2 separate regions of the Mus musculus genome follow, and region 2 is linked to region 1. The links are chromatin contacts, found by Hi-C or POLR2A ChIA-PET in ENCODE. All regions are on one chromosome and are shown on one strand. The core of a region is the stretch at or near the end of the contact, and the rest is flanking DNA. Distances in the headings are between cores, read along the strand shown.

Evidence for each region. Hi-C counts contacts between places; a loop is a spot of excess contacts on that map. ChIA-PET counts read pairs that join two places held with the same protein, here RNA polymerase II (POLR2A).
Region 2: a loop to region 1 is called in a map of T-helper 17 cell, with 2.4 times the contacts of the local background. The contact joins the promoter of Cebpzos here to the promoter of Strn in region 1. A Hi-C loop is called at or near these places in 1 of 37 maps with a recorded cell type or tissue (T-helper 17 cell). POLR2A ChIA-PET finds 5 or more read pairs at or near these places in 1 of 5 experiments (embryonic stem cell).

Annotation. Positions count from the first base shown.
Region 1 is chr17:78,732,982-78,738,030 of GRCm38, forward strand. Strn (striatin, calmodulin binding protein) reads right to left here and starts at 3,580. Exons shown (of 18, transcript NM_011500.3): 1 at 3,273-3,580. The coding sequence starts at 3,506.
Region 2 is chr17:78,914,340-78,918,685 of GRCm38, forward strand. It overlaps Cebpzos (CCAAT/enhancer binding protein (C/EBP), zeta, opposite strand), which reads left to right and starts at 2,160. Exons shown (of 5, transcript NM_001177403.1): 1 at 2,160-2,354; 2 at 4,018-4,133. The coding sequence starts at 4,019.

The DNA of each region.
Region 1 (5,049 bases), core at 2,330-4,829:
ATTCATAAGCACTCCAGCCCAGAGTCTCTATAGCACATGTCTTCTACTAGTTGATCTAAACAATTCTACCGCTCCCATGTAGACACTTCCACACACACACACACACACACACACACACACACACACACACACATCATCATCATCAAAACCTAGGGTTACTTGATTTTCTTTACATGTTGGCCCTCCTGTAAGTAACTTTAAAATGACTAAGCTTCGGGTTTTGATTACTTCATAACCCTCCACATTTGCTGCCAAATCTTCTCACGCTGTTCTAAGAAAGTCAATCTCTCCCTCAAATGGGTCTGAGTCTCCTACCCACCACCATACTGATTAGGATGCAAACTTCTCTGGGGTCTCAGGCACGACGACTCATACATGAAAAAAAAAAAAAAAAAGAAAACCTCTCAAATATTATTAGTATTCTTTCAATTCCTTTCTCAAACACAAAACTCAGCAATACCTTGATATTCCCTATTCTCTATTCCCTCCTGAATCACCAATTCTCACGGTTGGTGGGGGGGATGGTCTATTAACTAACAAGAGAAAGGAGGAAAAAAGATTTTTTTTTAAATGCTTTTATATGCTGTGACTCCCTTCTCACTCCCATTATCTAAAGGAGGGAGGAAGTGACACAGGCTGCCCAGACAGATGAGAACTTGGGTTGCCTTTCACAACTCAGCCCTGACAACTTGAAAGAGCGGGATTGACAGGTTCCTGTAGGGACAAATGAGACTGAACCTTAAAGGCACTTCTGTTGACTTTGGTGTTAACGGCTTCAGAAGAGATTTAAAAATTAAAAGGACAGAGGCATGTGTCATCACAACTCATTTATCTCTTTTACTTTACATTGTCCCCCAACCCCAGGAAAAGCCTAATGGCACAGAAAGGGAGAATCAAATTTAATGTTGATTTAAAGTACAAGGTTTTTAAATTTTTTCATTCTGTTAATGATACAGAGACCATACATATAAACCCTGCAATAATAATAGTATTTATTATATTTACAAAATAGTCTATGATTTTTTTTCTAACTTTCTCTGGAACATAAATCAAAAGATTTTAAAATTAAGTAGTGTCCTTATCGTAAAGAAAAATATGAAACTTACCTGAAGTTAATTTGGATGTGTGTATAAAAATTAAAGACTAGTTAAATGTACACATAAATTGTAAACTCTAAGCCTCAGAGAATAGAATGAATGAACATAGGCTAGTCTGTAGATCCTCATACATCTACACATAGGAAGGCAAACTTTTTTTTTTTTTTTTTTTTGGTTTTTTTGAGACAGGGTTTCTCTGTGTAGCCCTGGCTGTCCTGGAACTCACTTTGTAGACCAGGCTGGCCTCGAACTCAGAAATTCGCCTGCCTCTGCCTCCCAAGTGCTGGGATTAAAGGCATGCGCCACCATGCGCGGCTCAGGCAAACATTATTTTATTGCTTGTTTTTAACCAGATTAGAGTCATTTGTTTTATAGTCCCTAAACTATAAAATATGCTAAAATTTAAACAGAAACAAACAAAAATCACTTGCAGCAACCATGCATGGAGTTAGCTCTCATGCAGTAGTCCCTTGGACCTGAACTCCATAAGCACATTTACAGAATGCGTTGCCAGTAACGACAGGTAAATGTCTGACCATTTCTGCGTACTCTCAAGTCACTGGGTTGAGTACAAGATCAGTCACCACAGGAAGACTTACAAATATCAAATAGACTCATACCTAACAGTAGGGATGAGAAAGTCAGCAAAGAATACAAGCCATGTAACTGCAGAAACGTAAGAAACCATACAGGCCACTACCTGACTTCATTCAATTGCCCTACCCACCGCCCCGAAGTTGGTTACACTCCTGTATTCCTAAGTTTCATCGGAGATAGACATAACCGTGGGCTAGTTCACACAGCTCTATCCACTGACTGTCCGCCTTCTCATTAAAACAGAAACTCCATGAGGGGGGCAGGTTTCGTTAATCGGAGTCTGGATACACAAGGCAGGCATTCACTGAGCCCTGAACCTGTGCTGAATAAGTAAGGGTTGAAACTGAAGCCCAGAGAGGTCACAGAATCCCCTCAAGGTCACAGAGCCGGACTCAAGCCCAGCCTTTATCAGAGACTTATTTACCATAACCTTGCCTGTTTGCTCCTTCTGTGGCCACATCAATCTCTCAAAGCAGTACGCTTCTACAAGCGAGTCTCTTCAGTGTTTCTTTCTCTTCATATTTTGTGCCAAAAAAAAAAAAAACCACCAAAAACCAAAAAAGAAACACACTTCGAGTGCTTCGCAAACAAACTAAAACTGTACTCAAATTTCATAAGCATACAGATTTAGCCCATAAAACAGAGAGGCACAATTCACAGCTCTTTGAGTTCCTCTGGAAATTAGTGTATGTGTTGGAAGTTTTATAAACAGTCACAGTAAACCTACTTACCAACTCAGAGTGACCAGTGAGTTACCAACCTTTCATGCTTCTCTGGCGCACAAGAGCTCCTCTCAGATAAGCATGCTTTATCTGGCAGGTTATGCAAGGGGGCAACGTAGCCCTGAAGCCCCTTTAGTTCCTTTTAAGCTCTGGACATACAAATCAACTCTTGGGAAGTTTGAGATTCTGTGAAAAGATGTCCCACCTCTGCCCATTTTCTGACTCCCATCAATCAAATCCTTCACTGAAACCTATGAGTCTAACCCAAACGCGAATGCGGGATGGGGTCAAAGGGCAGACAGGGAAACATTTTCAGACATAAAACTGGAGCTGACACTGCTAGTAACATCAGTTTCTCGAGGAAAGCCAAGGCCTCACTGATACAACTTGTGTTGCTTTCTCTGGTCACCTTCCTTGCAGAGTGAGCGATAGACAACTGCCAAACCCTTCTGCGAGGAACGTCTCTAGACCTAGGGTGCGTCAGGTTGAGCCAGGATGATCTGCTCGGAGTCTCTCAAAACTACTGTCAACCCAATCAGTAAACCGAAAGGGACAGACAACCCCAAAATGTGGCATGGCAAACCAGTAGGAATAAGCACCGGAGTTGAGAGTGGGGAAAACAGCCGCCGGGAGGGTAAATGGATCAGAAGGAGTGGGAAAACAGGCTCAAGGAAGTGGGATCAGCAAAAAAAAGTCAAAGGTGACTGGAGGAAGGGGGATGAGATTCTGGAAGTGATGGGCGCAAGGCAAGGGGGAGGGGGCGCGAGCGGGCTGGGGGAGGGGGCGAAGGGTCTGGGGCGGGGCTGAAGAGAGAGAAGAGGCGGGATGAGGACCGCCAGGCCGGGAGGGTCTTTACCTGCAGCTCCGCCCGCTCCACCTCCCACTGGGCTCTCTCCACCTCGAAGCGGGCCCATTCGTGCTGCAGGAAGTGCAAGATCCCCGGGAGGCTGTACTGAGCTCGGGCCGCCCCCGCCGCAGCCGCTCCGTCTCCGGCCGCTGCAGCCTCCGCCAGAGGCCCGAGCCCCTTAGCACCGCCAGCTCCCGGGTGGTTGTTGCTGAAGAAGACGCCGGGCCCCGCCTGCTCGTCCATGGCGGCCGCACGAACCCCGGGGAGCTCTCTGCCTAGGCGCCCAGCAGCGGCGGCAAACTGCGGCGGCCAGCTCTGCCTCCTCCCTCCGCCGCTCCCCGCCCACACCCCAGTCAGCAGGGAGCAGCCGCCCGGGCGCGGGGGCCGGGCGAGCCCGTGACGGGCCGGGAAGTGGGTCAACTGCGGCCCGCGGGGCTTGCCGGGAAATGTAGTCCCGGGGCGTGGCGAACCCCGCTTGCCTGTAGGCCTGCGCCTCTCGGAGGCCGGACCGAAGCCACGCCCTTTCCTCGCCACGCCCTCCCCTGACGGCTCCGCGGGTTTCCTCTTCGGCAGTGCGGCCAGCCGATGCCCCTCGGGTCGCGCCGCCGCAGGCTCCCTTCATGCGGAAGTTCGCGAGCGGCGCTCCCTGTTGCATATTCGCACGCGGAAGTTATCACGCCAAGTACCAGCCCTAGCTCCACTTAGTTTAGGGCTTCCTGGTCGTTTTGTTAAGAAATAGGCGCTGGGCAAGCCATCCGGTCGTCTGCCCCCTCGTCGCCCTTTTCGGGGTTCATCAAAGCCTCGACACCCCTGGACCACGGCTTGCCATCGAGCCTACCATTCATCCCCAGAGGGGCTCAGTGCTTGTTAACAGACCAGTTTTCCCTTAGGAGGAGGAACTCTGGTCTTCTCTCTTTCTGCTAAGGTTCGACATTTGCCATGAGGGCTTTTTCTAATTTCCAGTTTAACACTTGGTCTGAAATATTAGTATTAAAAGTCCCTTTCTCTGTGCTAATCCTGCTTGTAAATTCTGCCAAAGTTTTAGATCTCCAGTAATAAAGAAGTGCTGCCTGTCCAATCTCATTTTTCCCCCCATCTTTGCGGCAGTTTTCACTCAATTCGCTTGAACAAGTATTTTATTGTCAGTAATATTCCGTGCCAGGAATATAAAGATAGATGTCACAGTTCTTGTCATCAAAAGGAGGTTGACATACATATAGAGTCACAGAGCCCTAAGGGCTACAATCAGAAGGAACAAAGTCCCTTTTTGCTCTATTGCACTCCTGAACCCGGGAACCTCCCCTTCCCACTTGTCGCTTTCCTAATTTCTTGGGCAATTGATCTTTACACCAAAGGCACACTAAAATCCTTTCCTTCTAAGTGGTTTGCCAGTGTTTTCCCTCTCTGAGTACCCTGATAACTATTATCATTATAAATTTACACTACACCAACTGGAGAAAGGAATGTGCCTGAAGAACATTTAAGAAATGAAAACGAAATTAAGTAATTATTTATCTGTCACTCCAACAAAAAAAAATTGTAATTTTGTTTTGATCTGGTGGACATGAAAAAAGAAAAAAAGAGAGTCAAGATACAAGCTGATGAGTGACTTGCAAGGGAAGGGCATCCTGTCCCTGTCCTCTCTGTTCCCTGGTCTTCCCATGGCAACTTGTGAAAAGGACAGGAAACACATTGTCTCTGCTCGGGTTGCAAAGAGCGATGGCAAAGCCCTCTGCTCAGTTACTGAATGTTTCTGCTTTGTGAATTCATTCTTTATTATCATAAA
Region 2 (4,346 bases), core at 910-3,409, 180 kb after region 1:
ATGACCCCAGTGCACTGGAACAATAAATTCCTCTTGCTTTTTGCAGCGATCCTGGCTCCACATGGTTCACTTAGGGGGATCCCTGGTAAGAATGCTAAATCTGTATGGTAGCTTGCCTCATCAAGTTCCGCAGTAAATTCAGTTTTGAGACCATAAGCAACTTGATCACATGTCTCAAGTAATAAAATCTGTTTATCATTTGGTTTTAACTTTGTCATCTTATTTATGAAAAGTAAATGATTTAGTTTTAGTCAGTGTCAATGTTTTAAAAGAACTCCTGGGACTGGTGCTTATTTATTCCTTCATTCCATGAAACCCACGGTTTTGAGGATTTTCATAACATACATTTGTCATGCTTTTGTGCATACATGTTCTTGATGTGCTGTATAATGATACTCCATTACATGTAAGCACAGGGTGGCTTTTGCATCCTCTTCTATTGGTTTTACAAATGTGTTTCTCTCTTTTACCTGCCATTAATGGGGTATCAACCAAAGGAGATATATTGATGGTGGACAAAGAAAATGGGCTTAACATATATTTTATTGCGCCATATAAGTTCCTTGATTTAGTTGTGTCTTCTAAGGACACTAAATACATCATTTTTGGATGACATTGCATTTGTCAAAAAGACCACTAATAAAAATGGCTAGTTGAGCCATGTCTTTGTCATTGCGTTATTGCTCTTAAGAGACACCACAACCAAGGCAATTCATAAAGAAAAAGGACTTAATTGAGAGCTGACCTACAGTTTCAGAGGTAATTTACTGTCTACTTGGTGGAGCTGGAGAAGTCGCTGAGAGCTCTACAGTCTGATCCATAGGCAAAGAGAAAGACTGGGTCTGGTGTGGACTTTTGAAACCTCAAATCACACCCCCAGTGACACACTTCCTTCAACAAGGCCACACCTTGCACCTTGTTGAATCCTTATAATCTTTTTGACACTTGTACTCCCTGGTGTAACTTTAATTTTTCCAAATCCCATTTAAAAAAAAATATTTATTATTATATGTAAGTACACTGTAGCTGTCTTCAGATGCACCAGAAGAGGGCGTCAGATCTCATTATGGTTTTGAGCCACCATGTGGTTGCTGGGATTTGAACTCAGGACCTTCAGAAGAGCAGTCGGTGCTCTTAACCACTGAGCCATCTCTCCAGCCCTCAAATTCCATTTTTAATGATGGTTTTTAAACACTTTAACCTTCCTTGTAACCCACCACTCACCAGAGGTAGTGGGAAAGAAAGGATACGGGGGGGGGGGGGGAAGTGGAACTGTTTAGAAAGGTTCTTTGGAGCAACTCCCTTCTGTGTTGTCTGGAAATCAGTTCAGTTCACAGGTTAGCAGGCAGCGGTAGTTGGATCCACTGGCAAACACCTCATGGATACAGTTCTGTAGAGTCAGGTTAGCAACAGCAGTGACATGTCCAGATGTTCGAATCAACAGTCGGAACCAACAGGAACAGGGAATCGAAGATGCAAGATCCATAAGTGTTGCACAGTTAGCTGTACCAGTGAGCCAAGTCAAGCCAAGCCAAGCTAAGCTAAGCCAAGCCAAGCCACTCCCCCTCCCCCAATTTCCATTATGTTTACCTTGAACGTTTTGTTGGGCAGCATTCATAGCTTCCTGTGTTTGCTTGTTTGAGACAGGGTTTCTCCGTGCAGCCCTGGCTGTGGATCTCTGAGGACAGACTGCATTTTAATAAAAGTGGATATAGTCTGACATTCCAGGCTTTGTCATGCACGTGGTCCCTCTTTAGGCATTCCTATGCCCCATCTCCTATCTTTCCTTCCCTTAGGTCAGCCCTCTTCTTGACTATTGGGCAGCACCTAGGCACAGCGCTTCTCACCTTTAATGTGTAAAGGAATTGTCTAGGAACCTGGCTAAAGGGCAAATCCCAATTTAGGGTCCCACTTTTCTGGCCACTCTCTGGCGATGGGTTGTTCCCGTTCTGATACATTTTGGGTTTAGAGTGGGAGAGACGATCCATGTGCAGAGTTTGGAGATGGTGTCCTGGGTTCAAATGTGAATTCTTTTACTTGGGTGTGACCGCGGGCAGGATAACCTTGCCTAAACGATACCAGCTTCCCACAGCTAGTTAGGTCAGGTTCCTCTGTGGGGCGTGGCTAAAGCTGGGGGCGTGGCGCTAAGACCGTGCGCTTGCGCAGTCGGGTTGCGGAGGCCTCAGGTAAGGACCGGGCAGTGTTTCTTGTCCTCTGTTCCCCAATGTGTGGCGCGTGGGGTCTGTGACATTCTTGGGTGTGGGGAACACTCGAGCGAGCCCGCCCCGCAGGCGCAGGAGCGCGAGCGTTTCCGGGTCGCCGAGCCGCGACGCATGCTGGGACCAGGACCCCGGGTAAGGCTGGGTGCTCGCTGTTGGATCCTTGCAGGGCAGCAGCCCCCGGTCGCAGCGCCGCCTTTCCTCCCTCGGGCCTACACTGGAGCACACGCAGGGTTGCTTCTCCTGCGCTGCAGCCCCAGGCGCTCCTGTGCAACAAGGCTCCGTGGTCTTTGGTCTCCCTGAGCCATCTTGTCTGGACAGTGTGTCTCTGGTGACAAACGTGCTTTATTATTAAGTAGACAAGTCCCGAAGCGCAGGGCTTTGGAATGTGGCACGTCCATCAGTTTTTAAGAAATTAAGTGTTTTATTAATATCATTATTTGGACTGTTTGATATCTTAGCATCACTCTCTTCCAATCAAAAAAGATTTCGCTCAGATCCCGTAAGTTGTGGAACAGGATGCAGGCAGGTGTGCCCTGTCCTCGCCCTGAAACCTTAAAACCGCCCTTGAGAACTTAGAACTGAGCGGGACCGTCAGTGATTTAGCAGAGTACTGGGAAATCGAGGAACACAGCTGTCCCTTCTGCCTCCTCCCCAGTTTTTTATTTGCTTCGTTTTAAAAATGAGAATAATACAGTTTTTTTTTTTTCTGGTCCCTGAGTAATTCCCATTACTAAAGTGAAAAACGAACGTTGGAGGAGGGACACATGGTAACAGAGTCCAAGGCGAATCCTGATAGTGTTTAATTATTTTCATGCTTAGATACCATGAAAGGGACGTAAAAGCAGGGGAAAGGACTGGCTGATCCTGAACATTAAAGAACAGCCTGTCTCAGCATTGAGCAGTGGGAAAATATCAGAATATTAGATCAAAAGCTTAGTAGTTTGGGGTTATAGGGAGTTAGTTATAAAGCCTGAGCTACCTTTTGCATATTTAGCAAGACAAAACCTTATTTACTGGATAACGGTTCTTCAAAGACACCTTCTTTTGACTGTTGGAAACTGAGCCTACTACTCATGCTAATAGCTTGCATGCTCCCGTTCTCGGTTTGTCTCTGCGTACAGGGGGGAAGACTTCAGTTACTCGAAGCTTTGCCATGGACTGGGTCACCACCAGTCAACTTCTCCCCCATGGGCCAGGGCTTTGTATAAAACCTGGAGTGACTTCACGGGGGGGGGGGGGATTACTGGGGTGCCTGCCACCCTAGTCTTGCTGAATCAGGATCTGGGGACTGGGAAGTGGTCTGAAGGCTTAGGAACGCACGCTGCTTTGGGGATGGTGCATTGAAGTGTTCCAACACTGAGACTGCCTTAGAGCCAAGACTGGTTTGCTACCGTCTGGTTTCATATCCGTCTAGGAAAGGCATGAACTGTGGTGCAACTTAACAAAAGTACCTTCCTCTTGCAGGGCAGTCTCCAAAAGGGCCTTCCAATGCTGTTCCTATTATTAGACTGTATTATAATTCCTAGGTCAGCTAAAAAGTTTCTCTCTAACAGACACTAAAAAGCCTTAGTTCCTCCAGTTTTGCTTTGTAAAGAGCTCTATACCTTCTCAGAATTTCTGTGGTTTATCACACTCCTTAGGCATGGAGATCGGAAACTGCATGTAGGAATGTCTAAACGAAACACATACTACCCTTGAGGTTCATACAAGCACTGAGACTGGGGGTGGAGGTTTTTCTTTATAGATGTGGCAACAGAAATCTAAACATGCTCATCCATCCATGTTGTTAATGTAGGATGGCTCGGATCATGGAACCGCTGGCGAGGAAGATCTTTAAAGGAGTGCTAGCAGCTGAGCTTGTGGGTGTCGCTGGAGCTTACTGTCTGTTTAAAAAGATGCACTCCAGCCAAGGTAAACTCAGCTCAGCAATTGTTTTCTAGCAGGGGATGCACTCAATGTTGGTGACATTTCTGGGCAAAAATGTTTCTTGAGACTGAAGGTATCGGACGTTTTTATGGGCAGGAGGGGAGCGAGGCTGTTATTGTACCTGCAGACTAGGAGTGTCTGGGTTTTACCTGGGAAGGGTAGAACAGACGTCCCTATTCTGGCTCAGAACTGAACGGA